Regions from separate parts of the Homo sapiens genome. Here region 1 is linked to region 2. Evidence: chromatin loops called from intact Hi-C (ENCODE). Cell type or tissue: adrenal gland. All regions are shown on one strand. Links, peaks and the distances in the headings refer to the core of each region. The heading gives the core; the rest is flanking DNA. Region 1 holds the start of C2CD2 (C2 calcium dependent domain containing 2). Region 2 overlaps LOC107985502 (a long non-coding RNA gene).

The links. Peaks named below come from ENCODE experiments on the same cell type or tissue, not always from the same donor. Only the 100,000 strongest peaks of a DNase experiment are listed, where the experiment ranks them.
Region 1: a loop joins it to region 2, with 1.9 times the contacts of the local background. A loop is called at or near these places in 6 of 110 quality-filtered maps.

Annotation. Positions count from the first base shown.
Region 1 is chr21:41,953,140-41,964,335 of GRCh38, reverse strand. It overlaps C2CD2 (C2 calcium dependent domain containing 2), which reads left to right and starts at 10,318. Exons shown (of 14, transcript NM_015500.2): 1 at 10,318-10,966. The coding sequence starts at 10,688. RefSeq lists enhancers at 4,493-5,460, 8,137-8,216, 10,572-11,196 and a silencer at 10,026-10,695. In adrenal gland, for the core only: CTCF peaks have their summits at 5,115 and 6,016 (motif pointing right); DNase peaks (open chromatin) are centred at 5,038, 5,947 and 6,164; H3K27ac peaks cover 1,992 bases.
Region 2 is chr21:42,049,632-42,058,916 of GRCh38, reverse strand. LOC107985502 (a long non-coding RNA gene) reads right to left here. Exons shown (of 2, transcript XR_001755063.3): 2 at 3,788-5,018. Among named protein-coding and RNA genes, the nearest start is that of UMODL1, 17 kb to the left of the region's middle. In adrenal gland, for the core only: no CTCF peak of the experiment used is centred there; no DNase peak of the experiment used is centred there.

The DNA.
Region 1 (11,196 bases), core at 3,934-6,433, 96 kb after region 2:
CCTGGGACAGCTTCTGCAGGGGACTCTCAGCTATGGCATCAGCAGTGGCCAGCTCTCCCCAACACAGAAGGATACTACCTTGTCTCTGCTTCTCACCAGAAGCTTTGAATCTTATAAACCTGCCGGCAAGAAGCATCTCCATGTTTTCTCTCCATCGTTTGAGGGGGGAGGAGAAGCTCTGGTGAGGAGATGGCTGTCTGGATCACCTCCCTTGGGCCTCACCAGGGAGCCCTCCTGGGGAGATTTAGAGAGGAAGGAAGCATTTTCTGTGTCCACAGTGTCCATAGTACTGGATACTCTCTGTCCAGGAGGACCTCGTGTGCTGTCGCTGACAGATGGAGGGCTGGCCAGGGACTGGAGCAGGCACAGTGCCATGGCGACATGTCGACCCAGTCTCCAAAGGACACATCTGCACACCGGACACACCTCTATCAACAAGAAAACTTTGCTTCAGTTGCTCCTTCAATTCTGCAAAATTTGTTAGATCAGTTTTTTAAAAAGACAAAATAATTTTTAAAAAAGGATCATTTTCTCCCCAAGAGTAGTGGATTATTGCATCTGAACAAATGCTTAGGCACAAACCCTCCAGTCATCTCGGGCCTCCCCATGGAGGCCTGGCTTGCGTGCTTTGACTTCTCCCTGCAGAGCAGCATTGACGAACATTAGCGCACATGGATTTATTATTGGAGCAAATAATGCCAACCAGCCCTTTCTAACACTTGGCTGAGTATGAAATGATTCCCAAAGACATATCTGATGGAACTGATGTCTTAGAAAAATGCTCTCAGGACTGAGGCTTCGCTGCTTTGCAGTCACTTGTCTTCACAGAGGCGTATTCTCAGCTAGTAAAGGGGTCGCCTGTTTGGTGTCCAAGCTGCGGACACACCGCTTCAGTCCCAGCTGAATTTGTAATAAGTGGAGGGTCCTTGATGAGGACTTCGGATTCCTCACCTGCAAAACAGTGATAATAACATCTGTTTCATCCACCTCATAGCATTTTTTTTTTTTTTTGGTTTTGAGACGGAGTCTCGCTCTGTTGCCCAGGCTGGAGTGCAGTGGGGTAAACTCGGCTTACTGCAACCTCTGCCTCCCAGGTTCAAGCGATTCTCCTGCCTCAGCCTCCCGAGTAGCTGAGATTACAGGCATGTGCCACCACGCCTAGCTAATTTTTGTATTTTTAGTAGAGACGGGGTTTCACCATGTTGGCCAGGCTGGTCTCGAACTCATGACCTCGTGATCTGCCCGCCTTGGCATTTTGATGAGGGCTAAAATAAAAATGTGGCAGTATCTAATTTCTTTTTCATCTTTTCAATTCCCTTTAAAGGATCTTTGGTCAATCATTTATTGGACAGCCCAGCGTCCATTGCACTGGCTGAGATTCTGGGTGCTTTAACCCGGTTCCTCGCTATTTCTGCGGACTTGCCCTGGAACCTGCGTTCCTTGGAGCAGCCTAGCCAAGGAGTCTCTGGGCACCGACTAAGGATCTTGCCCCACAGAGGGTCCTCTGCCAGGTTCCCTGAGCGTTCCCACCCTGACATCCCCTGCAGAGGAAGGACCCTTCCTGTTCCCCCAAAATTCACATGTTGACCCTTCATGTTCCCCCAAAATCCACATGTTGAAGTCCTTACCTCCAGTGTGATGGTATTAGGAGATGGAGCCTCTGGGAAGTGACACTGAGGTCATAGGGTTGAGCCCCCGTGAATAGGATTAGTGCCCTTGCAAAAGAGACCCCAGAGAGCTCCCTCCCTCTCTTCGCACCATGTGAAGAAACAACCAGAAGGCGGCAGTCAGCAACCCGTCACCAGAACCTGACCCTTCTGGCACCCTGATCTCAGACTTCCAGCCTGGTGAAAAATAAATGTTGTTTACAAGCCACCCGGGATGTTATTTTGTTCTAGTGGCCTGAACTAAGACACCTTCTTTTTTTAGGAATGTTTGCATGGATTTATGAGGTTGTGCAGCTTCCCTGACTTCACCTTTTAATCCTGGAACATTCTTTCTCCAGTTCCCTTTTGAAGGGCACTGTTCAATGTGTGGGGCTAGCGTCCAGCGGCTCAGCAACAGCCTGTGTTCTGGCCTACAGTTTTCTTTTTCTGTGATTTTCCTTTCTACAGACCCCCTGCTTCTCAGTGACAGAAGGCCACCAAGCCTGCCCTGCTTCAGAACACCAGGGACCCAGCGGGCTTAACCTGGCCACCCTTTTCCTGTTTTTTTTTTTTTTTTCGGGGAGAGACTTGAGACTCCTTTTAAAATCAAGCCCAGCCATGCCTTTTGAAGGCTGCTTTTGTGAGTCTATGCAGCGCCCTGAGATGGGGACAGTCCCCACCCCTTTGCTGGACACAGAGGTACCTGGTTCAAACAACAGTTGTGAGGATCATGAGGACAGCCACGCCTCACCCACCTGCGAGGGAGGCCGTGATGCGCTTCACAGACTGAAAGAGAAGGGCTTGTGAGGCTGTTTTCTCTCCCACTGGGACCCACCAGTGCCCCTCTCCCTGTCACCTGGGGCTTCTACTAGGTCGGTGCAAATGTAATTGTGGTTTTTGCCATAATACTAACAAAAGGAGAGCCCGGAGGAGGAGCTGGGGCTGCTTCCTTCCTGAGAGTCTCTGGCTTCCTCTTCGTTGCCCCTTTAGCCGACTGGACAGGAGAACAAGCTGGGGAAGGGGCTGGACTGGCAGGCAGCATGGATGCCCCGATAGTGGTGACCGCCCACTCTGCAGGGTCCATCCCTCCCTCGGGCCCCATGAGCTGGAGCTGGCAGAGCTTCTGGAAGGTGACTCCGCGGGGAAATGACACACTAAGAGAATATACACAATGACTTCACGTACTATAGTTCAGTCCCAGCTCCCTGCTCTGAGTAGCTAGAGGAGATGATGATCCATCGAAATCGGGGGAAATGACGCATTGCAATAAATCTGTGTCAATGAGCTGCTCTTCTCTAATTCCATGGGGGTGTCGTATAGACTCGCTGCTTGGTGCAACATGGGAGATCACGCAGCAAACACCTGGAGTCCAGGTCTAGCTCCGCCTCTTAACCCTAACCCCAACCACGTTGTTGTTGCCCCTGGCAAGTTGCTCAGCGTCTCTAAGCTTCCACCCCTCATTCCCACGATGGGGGTGATAATTCCTGCCTCTTACTTGTTATAGGATTTCTTACAAAGTACTAGGCAAACAGAAGCATGAGTATTTCCTGGAGCAGGAAAATTATTCCCTTCGTCTTTATTGCACTATTTGGGGTAACCACTGGAATATATAATAATTATTTGTAATTAGTACTTAGTTATGTGTAGATAAATGCATGCTCCTGGATTGTTTTTAAAAGCCCTTTAATGGGATTTCCTTTAACTCTTAAAGAGACTAAATATCCCTCCAGATATTTAGTTGGTTCTACTCACTGTGCTCAATAAAAACAATAGTAGAAAGGAAAACTGTAGCCCAGAAGACAGGCAAAGCACTAATTACAAGAAATGTGCCTTGTCCTGCAGGGAATAAGGGCAGCTTTCCTGTGTCCTGTGTTGGGTAAGGGGAGACCCCTCTGACTTGCGGGGCTTGGCTCTTTTCTAGTGGAGCCGCCTATAGATCAAGTGTTATTCCAGAGTCAGTGCTGGGAACGGCCATATCACTGGAGCTGCAGAAGCAGATCCCGCAGGTTCTGAGAAGCTAGGAGCAACTCTAGTCCTGCAGCCTAGGGGCTGTCCCCAGCGAGCAAGGCGAGCAAGGCCCCGCTGTGGCCACCCCTAGCTGGAGGCTGTGCATGGCATTCATTGAGAGTCTCAGCATGGGGAGGGGTCATCTCATTCCAGCGAAGTCATCTCTCTCTTCCTCCGTGCACCCTCTCTCCAGACTCCTGCTGCCACCTGACACATCCTTACAAACTCAACTTCTACATGATGAACACATCTTTTTTTATTTTTTTCAAGACAAGGTCTTTGCTCTGTTGCCCAGGCTGGAGTGCAGTGGTGCAAACATGGTTTACTGCAGCCTCAACCTCTTGGGCTCAAATGATCCTCCTGCCTCAGCCTCCTATGTAGCTGGGACCGCAGGCATAAGCCACCACGCCTGGCTAATTTTTATTTTTATTTTTTTAATAGAGAAGGAGTCTCACTTTGTTACCCAGGCTGGTCTTGAATGCCTGAGCTCAAGCTATCCTCCTGCCTCGGCCTCCTTCCAAAGTGCTGGGATTACAGGGGCCCGGCCCAGGAACACATCATGAGGTCAATTCCTCTAGGTCAATTCCTGCAACAGTGTGATTTTGGTTATCAGTGCATAGGTGTGGGACCAGCATTCTTTGGAGTTGGAGAAAATAGACAATTTATGCAACGGCCTCCTTGGAAATATATTTAAAAATTGGGGGCGGAGGCCGGGCACGGTGGCTCACACCTGTAATGCCAGCACCTTGGGAGGCCGAGGTGAGCAGACCACAAGGTCAGGAGATCGAGACCATCCTGGCCAACATGGTGAAACCCCATCTCTACTAAAATACAAAAAATTAGCTGGGCGTGGTGGGGGGTGCCTGTAGTTGCAGCTACTCAGGAGGCTGAGGCAGGGGAATCGCTTGAACTTGGGAGGTGGAGATTGCAGTGAGCCGAGATTGCACCACTGCATTCTGGCCTGGCGACAGAGTGAGACTCCGTCTCAAGAAAAAAAAAAAAATGGGGGATGGAGGATCACTTGAGCCCAGGAGTTCAAGACCAGCCTGGGCAACACAGTGAGACCCCGCCTCTACAAAAAAAGAATCGAAGTTAAATATTTTCATTCATAAAATTGGTCCCAGCCTTGGGTACAGGCAAAAATGTCAAGTCACCTTGCTCCTGGGCATTCCCAAGGGAGGCTTAACCAAGCCACCTGGCAGAGGCAGGGCAGCCATCTGGGCCACATTCCTTCGTCTGCCCGGCATGGGCACAGACTCGCAGGATGCATCATCGGGGTTGCCCGGGGCAGACTCTTGGCAGGCCTGGCTGGCCTGCAGCAGGCTGGCAGGCCCTGCCTCTGACGCTGCCCGGCCGCCTCCCAGCATCATGGCGTGACTCAGGGTCCCTGAGGAGCCGCCACCAGGGTGGGATTTGAAGGAGCAGCGTATCTGCTGTTCACTGTTAGGGTGGGTGGTGGACACCCTGGGAGGCTCTCCTAGGTGGGCGCCTGTGCAGAGACACTGATCACGGCAAATGCTAGGGCTGGATTCATCTCTCGTCTTTCCCAGAAAGGACTTGGGACTTCACAGAAGCTCCGGGAGTGAACTTCCCCTCTGGGTTTGAGAGGCCATGTCTCCTGGACTTCAGAACACAAAAGACAATTCTTCAGGCAGATCTTTGCACATGAATGTTAGCAATGGGGCCTCTATTTCCAGCTTTTAACATTTTTCTCTTTTTGGAGAATTTGTTTGCCTTGACCTTTATGAAAGGAGATGGAGAGAACACGGCCCCTGGGGTCAAACCCTGCCTCAGCCACTTTCTTGCTGGGTGGCCTTGGATAGTTACTGAGCTTCTCTGAACTCAGTTTCCTTATTTTTAAAATGGGGCGATGCTCTCGTTTGCGTGTTGCTGTGAAAATGAAGCGAGTCCATGAAGTTGAGTACCCAGGTGGTATCTGATGGTGGGAAATGCTCGGTACACACAGCCATGACTTTCTGAACGCCCGTAAGGTGACTTAGGGTGCCTGGTGCATCTGTGGGGACCCGGGAGGGAGCAAGAGGGTGGCAGGGGCTCAGCCGATGGCACTACCATTTCCATCAGTCGGTCCTGGGAGGGACGGCAGACGTGCAGTCTGGTCTTCACTCTCAGAGACTGTTCACGCGGCATCTGAGGCTCACCTGGGGAGTTAGTGCAGTTACTCAGCATTGCTGCTTTCCTCCTGGGGAAGGCATCATGAACAGCATCTCCATAAGTCATGCAAATGATTACTAGAAGAACTCACGGCCCCTCTTCGGGGGGAAAGCCCTGTCTGGCGCCGGGCCAGGCTCTGGCCACGGGTGACCTTTGGTTGGGTCCGCCGGCTCCGGTATTGACCCTGTGAGCAGTACAGGAAATAGACTCGAAGCACATTCCAGCCTCCAGGTGGTGGAAATGACTAAGCCAGTGAGATGGAGCCAAGGAGATTGGGTCAAATGTCTCCACAGCCTCTCTGGTCTCCAGAAATCTCGCTTCCCACAGCAGCTGCCGAGGGCACTGAGCCAAGTGCTAAAAGCATTTTGCTAAGAGGGAATTCTCGAAACGTCTGCCCCCAAGTGCTGCTGGGGGGAAGCTGTGTATTTCCACTTGCTAGAGGTCCCTGGTAGGGCCTGTGAAGTGACCATCACAGCTCCCCGGGGCCCCCAAGGTGCTGGTCTCACAATATTGGGGCACAACTTGATAATTCAAGCAATACTAATAATGTGAACTGCTTCAGGGTGAAGGGGAAACTTTTCACTCAGAGACAAACTATAAACATTTTGGACGCTCTTCTTTTCCCTGCTTCTAGAAATTTAAGAATGACATTGAAAACTTAACAAAAGTCCCACATTTTTCTAAAAGAATTTTTTAAAACCCAAAAGTATAACAAAGTATAACTGTTTATAGACGTGCGATACATGACATACATGACACTAGACATATCTATTAATTTCTAAAAATGTCACAGCATCCCAGAACCTCCTGGGCTTGGGAGAGGAAGACGTTCAAAGACTTACAGCTTTGAGGCAGGGATGAGGCACTGCACCCAAGACTGGGTGACTCAGCAGAGATCATCCAACAGACAATTCTCATCTCCACCACCAGCATTTAGAAATGTTTTAAAGTGAAAAATAGAACAGTGGCTCTTGACTGTGGCCTCAAACCCAGCTACTGTAAAGCATTATGAAGAATTTAGACACTTGGCTTCCTCCTTCCCGCCTGGAGGCCTGCCATGCTAGCGAAGGCAGCCCTGGTTCAAGGTTTCTGGTGGACCCAGCAGATGGATGGGAAGCGGGCTTAGCTTGACCTAAACAGCTGGGAGCTGGGAGCTCAAGGTGAGCATGCAGGAGGGGCCACAGCCACAGTGCTTTCCCTTTATGAGCAGCTAAAAATAGCAAACAACCACTGCAGAGTGACAGAGACCCATTTGAAGGTTTTGGTGGAGACAGAAGCCCTCCCCGGGCAGAGCTGCAGTCTCACTCCTTGGGTGGAAGGGAGATGTGGTGGAGAGAGAGGTGCCGGGAGCAGGAAATGTCACTGGGGGTGAGGCAGAATCCTGTGCTCTGGGAGAACCCAGCCCTCCAGTGTCTTCTGCAGTGGGAGAAGGGGACTGGGAGTTGGTGGATGTGTAGGGCTGGGAGCTTGTGTAAAGGGAGCCTGCTCTTTTTCATAGATTTATAAGATGTTTCTGTTCCGATTTCGTGTTTTGGCCAACTGCATTGTCCTGCAAGCCTGCATCATTCCTTATTTTCCCTCGATTTGCTTCTACACGTAAGTAATCCAATATCTACATGTTGACATTATCTTTGAAAACACTTAACGGGGCTAGGCACAGTGGCTCACACCTGTAATCCCAGCACTTTGGGAGGCTGAGGTGGGCAGATCACCTGAGGTCAGGAGTTCAAGACCAGCCTAGCCAACATGGTGAAACCCCGTCTCCACTAAAAATACAAAAATTAGCTGGCGTGGTGGCAGGCGCCTGTAGTCCCAGTTACTCGGGAGGCTGAGGCAGGAGAATTGCTTGAACCTGGAAGGCGGAGGTTGCAGTGAGCCGAGATTGTGCCACTGCACTCCAGTCTAGGTGACAAAGTGAGACTCTGCCTCAAAATACAGAAAGAAATTAAAGAAAGAAAGAAAAGAAAATTTGTCACATGGAAGTGTGACAAATCCCAAACTAGGGGTGCTGGTTAGTTTACAGTTTGTTACAAGCCTCTAAATAAGTAAGTGGGATGGGCCAGCACACCTGAGACCTGAAGGAATGAGACGGGTTCCACCGGTCACACAGGACAGGCTCTCGTCACTGCCCACACAGCCGCAGGCGGCCTGTGTGCACACATGGCACGGGGAACACTGGGCCCTCGGATTCCTCACCCCGGTTATTCTGGCAAGGGGACCAGCAGGACTCGAATTATCTGACTGCATAGGTCTAGCTACAGGTCAGAACATAATTAGACTTTTCTGCCAAATAAGAAGGGATTTCTTTTGTTTCTGCCTAAAATAACACAGAATAGAAGAAAAGAAGAGCAGTTCCCCCCACCCTTAAGAGGCTGCGGCAGACTGGAGCGCTCGTGTGTAACACATGGGTCACTTGCAGGATGCTGATGGTCTCATTCTTAATTTTTTTTTTTTTTTTTGAGACGGAGTCTCGCTCTGTCGCCCAGGCTGGAGTGCAGTGGCGCGATCTCGGCTCACTGCAAGCTCCGCCTCCCGGGTTCACTCCATTTTCCTGCCTCAGCCTCCCGAGTAGCTGGGACTATAGGCGACCGCCATCACGCCCGGCTGAGTTTTGTGTGTGTGTGTGTTTTTAATAGAGACGGGGTTTCACCATGTTAGCCAGGATGGATAGTCTCATTCTTATTTCCACTTTCTGATAACAGACCTGGCTCGCAAGGGTCCATCCCCAGCTCACCTGGGCAATCCCCGTCTAATTTCACCTCCCTGACAGCGTCCTATCCTGTTCCCCACAAAGGCTCTCCGTCCAGCTGCTGTGCCATTCCTTCCTCTTTCCTGAAGAAAATCCGGGCCCACGGATTCAGGGCCAGAATCCCCTCTGATGGACCATCCACTGGCCCCGCAGCAGACTCCTGGCTAGGGAAGAGAAGGCCAAATGCTCAGTCTATCTAATTCCTTTCAAGGTCAAGTCCCCTTAATACAGCTGCAGAAAATAACAGGGGAATCACTTTTTTATGGTTTAGGCCTGTTTTAGGCCCCGGAGAATCTCAGGCTAGTATGTTTCTATGGCACTCCCTAAGGACCGCGTCCACTCTGCAAGAGGAGGGCACAGGGGCATGTCCCACACACCACACCACACACACACACACCATACCACATGCACCACACTGACACACCACCCACACACCACGCCACATGCACCGCACTCACACATTACACATACACACACTCCACATCCATGTACCACACATACACACACCACCGTGTTCACCACACACACAAACCACACCACATGCAACGCACTTACACAATACATATACACACAGCACCACACCACACCCATGTGCCACACACACACGCTCACATCACCCTGTGCACCACACACACACGCACCACACTGACACACCACATACATACACCACACCACATCACACATACACACCACACACACCACATGCACCACACACACACACCACATGCTGTGCACTTACACATCACACGTACACACACCCATGCACCACACCGACACCACACACGCACCACACCACATGCACCACGCTTACACATCACACACACACACCACACACACACACCACACACACTGCACTTATACATCACACATACACACCCATGCACCACCATACACACTCGCACCATCCTGTGCACCACACACCACACACATACACCACATGCTGTGCACTTACACATCACACGTACACACACCCATGCACCACACCGACACACCACACACGCACCACACCACATGCACCACGCTTACACATCACACACACCACATGCACCACACTGGCACGCAACACACATACCACACCACATGCACCACGCTTACACACACACCACACCCATGCACCACACATACACACTCACACCATCCTGTGCACCACACACCACACCCACAACACATCACACCACATGCGCCACACACATCACACCACATGCACCCCCGCCCCACCCGCACACTGAATGAATGACACAGCCACACAGAAGGCAGGGCCTGGGCCTGGTGCTGAGCCCCTCCTTGCCTCTGAGAAGCACGCCCCCTAAGGCAGGCCCAGCCCCTGGCTCCAGGGGCAGCCACGGATTTCCAGGGACTTTCCGAGGACTGAGCCTGGATCCTGTCTCGCTGGCGAGCAAATGGCAGTCCTCGAAATCACCCTGACTGCGCGCTGTGCACACGCACACTCACACATGTGCACACACACGCACTTGTGCAAGCGCGCACACGAGCCAAGCCAAGCAGCCGCACAGCAGCCGCCGGGGTTGGGCTGATGAATCCGGAGGCCCGGGTCACCTCGCGGCCCGCGGGCAGGCGCCGGAGGGGCGGGCGACGCGCGCACGTGGCGGGGCCGGGAAGGCCGGGCCTTTAGGGGGGCGGGGGCACGCCGCGTTGGGAGCAGGGGGGAGGACTGCGGCCCCCGCAGGCCCGGCCGCGCCCCCTCCCTCGGGCACCGCCCCCGCCCCGCCCCGCCCCGCGGCCAGAGCCTCCTCCGGCCACCGCTGGGCCGCGGGCGGGACGCCCGGGGCGGCGCGCGCAGGAGGAAGCGCGGCCCGCAGCGGCCCAGGAACTTCCCAGACGCCGAGTCGGGAGCGCGGGCCGCGGGGTCCGCTCGCGCCCCTGTTCCGCAGGTGTGCGGGGCTTGCGCCCAGCCCGGGCCGCGGCCGCCGCGCGTTTCCTCCCCGCTTGCCCGCCCAGAGGCCCCCGGCCACGCTCCTCGCCGGGCTCCGACCCCGCCGCGCCCCCTCCACGCCCCCAGCGCGCTGTGGCCGCAGCCAGCGCGTGTCCTGAGTCCGCCGTTCCGGCCCGGGGCTGCCGGGGAAGTTGGGGCGAGGCGGGCCGGGGATGCGCCATGGCCATGGCCCGGCTGGGCTCGTGGCTCGGGGAGGCGCAGTGGCTCGCGCTGGTGTCGCTCTTCGTCGCGGCCCTGGCCACGGTAGGCCTGTACCTGGCGCAGTGGGCGCTGGCCAGGGCGCGACCCCAGCCCCAGCGGCGGGCGGTGGAGCCTGGAGAGGGGCCGCGCCCGGGGTCCGACGCGCTGCTCTCCTGGATCCTGACGCTGGGCAGCTGGAGGAGCCAGTGGCAGGCGGCCTGGGTGACCGCCCTGAACGAGGAGGCCGAGAGGAAAGGGGTGAGTTTCCGGGACTGCGGGCCGGGGGGCGGCAGATGCCGGGGCGGGCGGTCCGGGCCGAGGTCTTTCCTGGAGGCGTCGCTGCAGCCCCTGACCCAGGCTAAGGGAGTCCTCCCCCCAGCGCAGACCATCCTCGAGAGTTAGGAGAGAGACGGGGGAGCGAGGCCCCTTGACGGAGAGACAAGACAAAGTGATTGATTTTATTCTCCAAACGGCAGGTGCTCCAGGCC
Region 2 (9,285 bases), core at 2,581-5,080:
ATCAGCATCAACCCAAAAGGGGAGAACCAATATTGACCCATTCAGCGCCAATCCAAATACTCATTCCAATCAGTGCCAATTCAAACACTCATCCCACTCAGCGCCAATTCAAATTCTCATTCCTCCCTGCTGCCCTTCAGTCCTCGGCCCACTGCCATCCCACTTCCCGACACCTAAAACAGCACTTCGCTGTCGCTTCTCTGAGGTCATTGGTCCCTTTATTCTGTGACAATGTGAGTGAAGGTCTCCCCTGCCCTGATAGGTGATGGGCAGCACAAAGGGAGGAGTCAGGGCCTGGCGCGGTGACCCACGCCTGTAATCCCAGTGCTTTAGGAGGCTGAGGCAGGAGGATCACTTCACACCAAGAGCTTGAGATCAGCGTGGGCAACATAGTGAGACCCCTGTCTCTACAAAACAATACAAAAGAAAAAATTTGCCAGGCGTGGTGGTGTGTGCCTGTAGACCCAGCTATGCGGGAGGCTGAGGCAGGAGGATCACTTGGGCCCAGGAGGTCTAAGCTACAATGAGCCTTGTTCAGGTCACTGCACTCCAGCCTGGGCAGCAGAACCAGGCCCTATCTCGAAAACAAAAACAAAACAAAACAAAAACAAAAGGAGGAATCAGGACCTAAGACTACTTCCTCCTGGGGCCCAGCCCATGTCTGGCATACAGTAGGTACTCAATAAGTGCTTGTTGAATGGCCTGGGGTCAGCCCACATACACATTAGGGTAGGACCAGGAAGCAGCAGGCAGAAGAGGGCTCCCCACAGCCGCTCATCGCTCCCAACTCCCGGGCGTGCATATTATTTTAAGGACCTCTTCTATGGTCTCACAGACCCACAGCCGTGCTTCCCAGAATAGCCGTGACCAGCAGCAAAACACTTCATTCCGACATTCAAGGCTCAGACGGGTCGCATGTTCTTTCCCGTGGAGATCACAAACCAGGAAAGTCACTTTTTCAGCAGCTCTCTTCATCTGCCTCCTGCCAAGGGAATCCAGGAGTGTGAGGAAGTCACTCCCAGCTGAGAAACTGATGCCCTCTGATGCCCTTGGTCTTGGTAATATATTTAAATGCCATGTGATTATATAGTTACAATTCTTAGAAGGGTGGTGGTTCCCTCTAAAGCTGGCCATTTTACAAACCACTGACCTAGAAAAAGACTCTCACTATTGCACTGTAAAGATGAGGAGGGACTCAGAAGCTGACGGCCATTCATCCTCCCGGCTGCTCCACATTTCCAGGCGTGCAGAATGCTCAGTCGTTGCAAGAACCATGATGCAGGGCTGGCACTGCACAGGGACTCTTTCATGGAGGGTAGGGAGACCCACCAGAAAATCCTGGCCGGGAATTCAAATACATAACCCAGACATAACATGTTGCAGAAATCGCTGGCAGAAACCCAGCCCTGTGGCAAGACAATGCCTTCTTAGCATGCTGGCAGGCGAGGTGACCGCAGTCACTCAGGGGTTTGGTAGAGGTCCTAAAAACTTGGAGTTTCCTTTCAGATGAGTAACTTCTTTTCCATTTTCCAAAGGTTAGGAGGTTTTTGTTAAGAAATACATTTGAAGTGACGTTAGGAAAAACATACCCTTTCCGAAAACCCCAAAGAATGTGAAGAAAGTCCATCCGCATTCAGCACTCAGTGGCTTTCCTGGGGAAGGGCGGGCGTGGGCCCCCGTGCTAACATTTGCATAGTAAATGAGGGAATGTTTACCAAGCAGTGTTCAGTGGTTTGAGGCTTGTATAAATAAAAGATAAACAGATGAGGAAGCCCAAGTGGAAAGACCGGTTTGGAACGTCTCACTGACTGACTGGTGGAGCCATTGGGAGCGTTTTTCCATCCCAGAAGGAAAAAGGGAGAGCAGCATTTCCAGCCAGACTTCCAGAGAGTCTGCGGAACTCGTTAGGGAGGAGAGATCTGTGCGGTGTCTGGGGAAACCGCCTCGTGTAAGGGTCTCAACAGAGTGTTTGAAGGGAAAAAGAATAAGCTGTGAGGGGGTAGGACACACCCTGAGAAGGAAGAGATACAAAGATATGTTCGAATGGTGTCTCCTCAAAATTCATGTCCACCCAGAATCTTAGGATGGGACCTTATTTGGAAAGGGCTGTTGCAGATGTAAGGTCAGAGATGAGATCATCCTGCCCTAGCATTGCCCCGAATCCAGGGACAGCGTCCTTCTAAGTGACAGAAAAGGACTCCGAGGAGGCAGAGGTTGGAGAGATGTGGCTGTGAGCCAAGGCGCACCACGGTTTGCCGGTAACACCTGCAGCTGGAAGATGTAAGGAGGGTGTCTCCTCAAGAGCTTCCAGAGGAGAAGCACTCTCACTAAGAATGAGATCTGTTTGCTCACGAATGCTGACGCCTCTGAGATCTGTTTGCTCACGAACACTGATGCCTCTGAGATCTGTTTGCTCACGAACGCTGACAACTCTGGATGCTAGACTGGGTACAGATATTTAATGGGATTTGCCCTCAAGATCGCCCAAACTCTTTTGAGAAAATCGGATGAGGACATTGTCGGGCTGGCTTGTGGTGAGGACAGAGGTTGGAGATAAGGTGTTCTGAAACCGTGACTTGACTTGTAAGTTGAAGTAGGCCCTTCTTGTTTGGCCTATCCTTCCCGTGGTCTATTAGACGAAATGGAGGGACAGCACTTAATCAATCAATTCCAGGAGGGAGGCAGATGACCCGGGGGAGGGAATAGGACCAGAGATACCCGGCAAAGTTCTGCTTGGCCATCATAGCTTTACAGGTGTCAACCAGCCATGTGACCTGCATGACCTCCATGTCTACCTGTGAAGTCTGGGCTACAGGCGCACCCTCCAGGGACTTCCAGAACCCAAACCCAGTGATGTAAGAGGCAAAATAATTTCAAGTCTCCTTTCATCTATTTTTATAAAGTAGAAATAAAATGGCCTTTTGGTCAACCAATCTGTCCTCTTGGAAATACCCTTTCTTGGAAGAAAGAAACACAGGGAGGGAAACACCGAGAGTGATGGTGTCTCCTGGAGGTCGGGCTGTCTTCCTGCACTTCCGTTCTGTTCTTCACATTCGGCACCCCACACCCCCCACCACCTTTAATCCTGGTCCAACTCTGGGTCTGGGTCCTGCAGACGGTTCCCAGCCCCTGCGTCTTGGAGTTCCGGCAGAGAATTTCTGTGACTTTGCCCTCCTACTGTATCCCCATCTATTGCTGAGAACCCCCCAAAATGAGACCTTCTGACTGCCTGCAGCCCAAAACCCCAGTGAATCAGGAGAGGGAGCAGGCGGCATGCCTCCCACCGCCGCATCTCACCTGCTCAGCCCTGCATTCCTCATGTATGGAAAGTCCTGGGGAATGAGGTCCTGCGCGACTTCCTGCTCCAGCACATTTCAAGGTTGTGCTTGTGGTATAATGGACACCCTCTGCCCAGAAGCAAGCAGGGAGAGACCCCAGATGGGCTGTGAAGTAGGCACTAAGGTTTCACTCCACTGTTTCTTGGAGGGCGTCCTCCTTCCTCCTCCTCCCTGCTATTCCGTGGGGTCTGGTTGCCAGGCTCACAATGCCCACCCACCCCACCATTCTTCCCACCCAGGGAGCCAGAACCACCCACGTGTGCATGTCGAGCTGGGTCGGGGGCACAGCAAGGCTTGCTCCACCATCTGCAGCCTGTCATACCTCCTGTCCACCCAAAGGCCACTCCTAATCCTCCCTCCACTCTGGTTAACACCAGCTAAAATGCAGGTCCTCCTCGCCCTGGATTCGGCTACACCACTGATGAACAACACACAGGCAGAGGAAAGTGTTTGGAGGTCTTTCACAGGGAAGCAATTCATGTTTATTTGGTAGAGCCAAAAATTCAACAAGGGAGTAAAGAAGTTCCTCCAAGGTGGGTTTTGCTCAGGACAGGCAGACATTTCTTGTGGCTAGAAGTGAGTGGCAACAGGTCCTCCGGCAGTGATGAGCTACCTGGCCTCAGGAGCATTCAAGTAGACCGAAGGCCATGGGAGGTTCCAGAAGCTGGAGCAACAGGCCAGGCTTGGATCATTGTGAAGGCCTTGCTGGGGCAGCAGGTGTACACTCTGCTACATGAGAGAAGTCCCTGAGGGGAGAAGTGAGTTTGTCCAAGGAGTAGGAGAGAAGCTTCAGGGACAGAGGACAGCAACAGTATACTCTGAACTTGGATCGCTTGAGAACATTCAAAGGCCAAAGCCATCCTCTTACTGCCACCTCTGCTTTCAGGAAGAAGGGGCTGTGTGGGCCCAGAACCGGGTCTGAGAGAGAGGCTGGGCCTGTTTGACATCACACACCTCCACTCCTGCTGGAGAAGGGAGCCAAGGTGGGCTGAGACATTCCCAGACTCAGTGCCCACAGCTCCATCCATCTGGAAGACTTTGGGTCAAATCCATAAAGAACGTGAGAGGGGCCGGGGAGCCAGCCCAGGATGACTGAAAGTGCAGTGAGTTCTCTGTCTGAGCCTCCAAGGGTCTTCTGCCTGGGCGTTCTCTGCACCACAGGCAGGAGTGGCCATCTCTTGGAGGTTTTCTAAGGGCTGAGCGAGAGACAGAAGCAAGGAGTTTCCATACAAGCCTCCAACACCTGAGGAAGAATTGGAATAACTGCCGGTGGAGCTGCAGGGTCCCAGGGGAGAAGCCCAGGCTCTGAGTCCACAGGGACTGAGACCTTTGCTTATCAACTCGGCAACCTCAGGCAACGATGCTTCCTGGGCCTCAGTTTACTTGTCTGTGGGGAATTGACACACTAGGTAAAGTGGGGCTGTTAGGAGGCACTGAGCATGTTAGTTCTTGTTCCTACATCCCCAGGGCAAGACTTCCTCCCAAGGGAGGTGATCCAATGACAAACTCATTCGTACCAAGTTGCGAACAGCTGACCCCTGATCCCTCCTTGAAAACGATGGAAGAGGGCTAGACGCAGTAGCTCACACCTGTAATCCCAGCACTTTGGGTGGCCAAGGCAGGTGGATTGCTTGAACTCAGGAGTATGAGACCAGCCTGGGGAACATGATGAAACCTCATCTGTAGAAAAAAATACAAAAAAAAAAAAAAAATTAATTAGTTGAGTGCGGTGGCGTGCACCTGAAGTCCCAGCTACTTGAGAAGCTGAGGTGGACGGATCACCTGAGCCCAGGAGGTTGAGGCTGCAGTGAGCTATGATGGCACCACTGCACTCCAGCCTGGGTGACAGAGTGAGACTCTCTCTCCAACAAAACAAAACAATGGAAGAGATGAGAAACCAGGTTACCAAATTCCTGGTGCCTAAGAGCACAGAAGTGCCAAGAGGGGGCAGCCAGCAGTAGTAAAGATAAATTTTAGATTTTCCACACAATTTTTGGAGAACTGACTCTGGGTTTACTGATTTGGATTTGGATAAATTCTAACAGGCTTCAGATGGATGGAAACACAGCGGAAGATGATGTTGAATTTTTTGGAAGGTTATACATGCTGCACTCGGGAATCGCTAACATTTTAAAAAGACTTTAGTGGTGCTGCTGTGGAGCAACTGGAACGCACAAGCATTGCTGGTGGATGTAAAGTGGTGCAACCATCTGGAAAAGGGCCTGGAAGTCTCTTATAAAACCGAAAATACACCTACCCCAGACCCAACCATTTCAATCCGATATTTACTCAAGATAAAGGAAAATTTATGTCCACAAAAATATTTGTTCACACCAGTTTTATGAATCATAGCCAAAACCCAGAAACAGCCCATTAAGAGGAGAATGTAAAAACAAATTATATCTTCTTAAAATGGAATACTACTCACTAACAAAAAGAAATGAATCCTCAGCACGTCACAAATGACATGAATATAGCACAAAACACACTGAACGGAAGGAGCCAGACAGAACTGACTACATACGACATGACTTCATTTCTATAAAGTTCTAGAACAGGCAAAACAAATCTGTGGTGAAGAAAAAATAAGAGCAGTGCTTGCTTCTGAAGATTGAAGGGGGTATTGCTTGGAAAGGGCATTAGAGAAACTTCTAGGGTTCTGGGGATGTTCTAAGCCTTGAAAGAAGTTTATGCACTTGTTGGAACTCAATGAATGTACACTTAGCATTTGCACATAACACTGTATCTAAATCTTACCTCAAAAAAGGACTGTAAACAAATATGAAGCTCTAATTAATGATACGCCAGGTGAAATATTTAGGGAAACAAATGGAGGTCCGCAAGTTACTTTGAAATGCATTAAACACAAGATGCCAAGGGTTGATGGATGAGAGATAAACGGGTGGGTAGATGTGTGATAAAGTACCGCAAATATTAACTGTAGAACCTAGAGTGTCTACTTTACAATTGTTTCCACTTTTCTGTGTGTTTGAAAATTTTCATAATACAATGATGGAATACTATGCAGCCATAAAAAGAAATGAATTAACAGCATTTGCAGTGACCTGGATGAGATTGGAGACTATTATTCTATGTAATGTAACTCAGGAATGGAAAACCGAAGATCATATGTTCTCACTGATACGTGGGAGCTAAGCTATGAGGACGCAAAGGCATAAGAATGATACAATGGCCTTTGGGGACTTAGGGGGAAGAGTTGGAGGGGGGCGAGGGATAAAATACTACAAATATGGTGCAGTATATACTGCATGGGTGATGGATGCTCCGAAGTCTTACAAAGCACCACTAAAGAACTTACTCTTGTAACCAAATACCACCTGCCCCCCAGTAACTTATGGAAAAAAATTTTAAGTTGGGGTTTTTATCATAAAAGCCAGCCTGAAAGTGTATCTTAATTTTGCATGTGTCTTCAGCCTGCTGGAGAAGCTCTCCCGCTGGAAGCAGAGCCTGGAAGTCAGGTCAGGATGCTGCGGTCTAAGTCCCACCGCTGGCTCCGGATATAAGAGTAGGGCCAAGGGCGATCACATCATCTCCTCTCACTCCCCTTATCTGCACCACACAGGCCCTCAGAGAGATAAAGGCGTCCCACAAAAGGGCTTTGATGTTGAGGGTGACCAACATCGCATCGGGACAAAGAATGATTATTTGGTTACAGAAAGACAGGCTGATCAAGTCAAAATCTAGCAACTTGCAGCTTTCATTTAGCTGGTAAGTTTTCATTCCTTTGGGGTTAGAGCAAATTTTGTAATTAAATTTGTGATCAAAGAGCGTGGCCAGAAATCTGCTTTTTAATCCAAGAGCAGCATCTGAAACCAGAGTCAAGACTGGAGAACCAGGGGCTGCCTTCTCGGTCAGACAGACTCGGAGGAGGCCAGTATCCAGATGGTGTCGCCTCATACACTGCAAACCTGAAAACAGGCCACCGTGCCCACCTGCTCCCTGGAGGTCAGCCACATGCGGAGATCCACCCAGCAGATAGGTTTTTGGATTTTGCTGATCGATGGGAAGGATCCATCGATGTGGATTCCAAGCCTTTCAATAAAAGCGACTTTGATGTTGTTGGTTCTAGTTTTGCACTTTCTTTACTAAAGAAAATGAAAATAATCCTTCCCTCAGTATCATCAAGATCATGAAGGCAAATACAGCATGAATTTGAGAAAAGATCCTAAACCGGAAAAAACGTGGTTGCAAAGGGCATTCTATTTGAATAAGGATGATGGGTTCAAGGGTAGGATATAACAATGTCAGTGATATAAGAGAATGACTATTCCTAGCAATACACACCAAAGCACTTGGGAAAAGAAACCTGATGTCCACAACCTCTTTAAATAGTTCTTGCCCTAAAATCTATGTGTGTGTACATATATACAAACATACATATACATACATATATTTACATACACATATGTATCCGCACATATAAACACACATATACATACACATATATTTACACACACATATGTATATGCACATATATACACACACACATATATTTACATACACACATACACACATACATACACACATATATTTGCATACACATCTATGTATATGCACATATATACACACATATATATGAAAAGATATGTACATGGACAGAGATGATACTATATACATGTAAGAAAAGATATATACATAGAGATTATACTAGAGAGAGGATATTAAGCAAATGAGACAAAATGCTCACAATTAATGAATTGGTTGAAGTGTACAAACGTTTCTTTGTACTATTCTTGCAACTTTTTTCTAAGGCTAAAATTGTATATCACAATGGCTAATGTGTGAATCATGATAGAAACACACTGCCTAATCTCAGTGGAGGTGGCCTGGGGACCCCTGGCGTGTGGCTGGAAGAATAAAGGCAGGAGTGAGGTGCCCTGGGACGCATCCATATCTGTGAGTGAAGGCTTCTTGCAGCCGAAGCAGCTGCCCAGAGCTCCTGGGGAGTACACGGGTTTCAAGAGCACTCGCAAAGCCAAAAGCAGTCAGCAGGCCTTCATCAGCTGCTCCTTGCTGGGTTCCGGAGAAAATGCTCCCTTCTTGGAGACATCGGTGACCCACAGAATGCACAGGTATGCTGCAGGCCACACACCTGGGGACAGAGGGTCTAAGGACTGGGCACATCATGCTGCAAATTCTTTCCTCCAGGGCCCCTCTCAGAGCTCTCAGTCTGGTCGTGCTCTGTAGCCTGTGCAGGCTCCTCTGCGATGAGAAATACCCAGTGTCCAGTGGATGAAATGCTCAGGGTGAGGCAGTGCCCTGGACCACATGAACAGCAACTCACACGGCGTGTGTGGAGTAGAACACACGGGCGGGGCCGGCTGCCTGGTTCTGAGCCTCACAGTCTGACCCCCCAAAGCTATGGTGGTTTCCCCTGGACCACACAGCTGAATGCCCTCAGGGCTTGCACCACGCCCCCAGTTTCTCTCTTCTAAGACCCAGACTCTGAGCTGGGCATATTCTGAGTTCCTCCTCCCCACGATAGGTCCACAGCTACTCAGCTCAGAAGCAGGACCACAGAGCAAGGGAAACCAGGCCCAAGGTCCCCTCTAAGCAAGCACTGCTCACCTGCCCACGGGTCTGACCCAGCATTACACACAGCATCAGGCCCTTGTCTCATATTTGTACCTGACTTCCACTCCATTCATTCAAAACATGTTGTCTGCACGTCCTGGGCTCTGCAGTAGGGGGTGACAGTTCACTGAAGGCTCCTTGGTCCCCAGGAGGCAGGGTCAACTCTGCCTGGGTCTCCAGGGCTCAGCCTGAACTTCAGCCTGAATCTGCCACCACCCCGCCCTGGACATGCCAACAGGTGAGCACCCTACTTCTGCCCCCTCCCCGCCAGGTCTCTTTGCAGAGGCCCAGGCCCCGTTCAGCTTCCCCACTGGTCCCTGGTGTCCATCTCCATGCCCAGAGCTCCTCATTC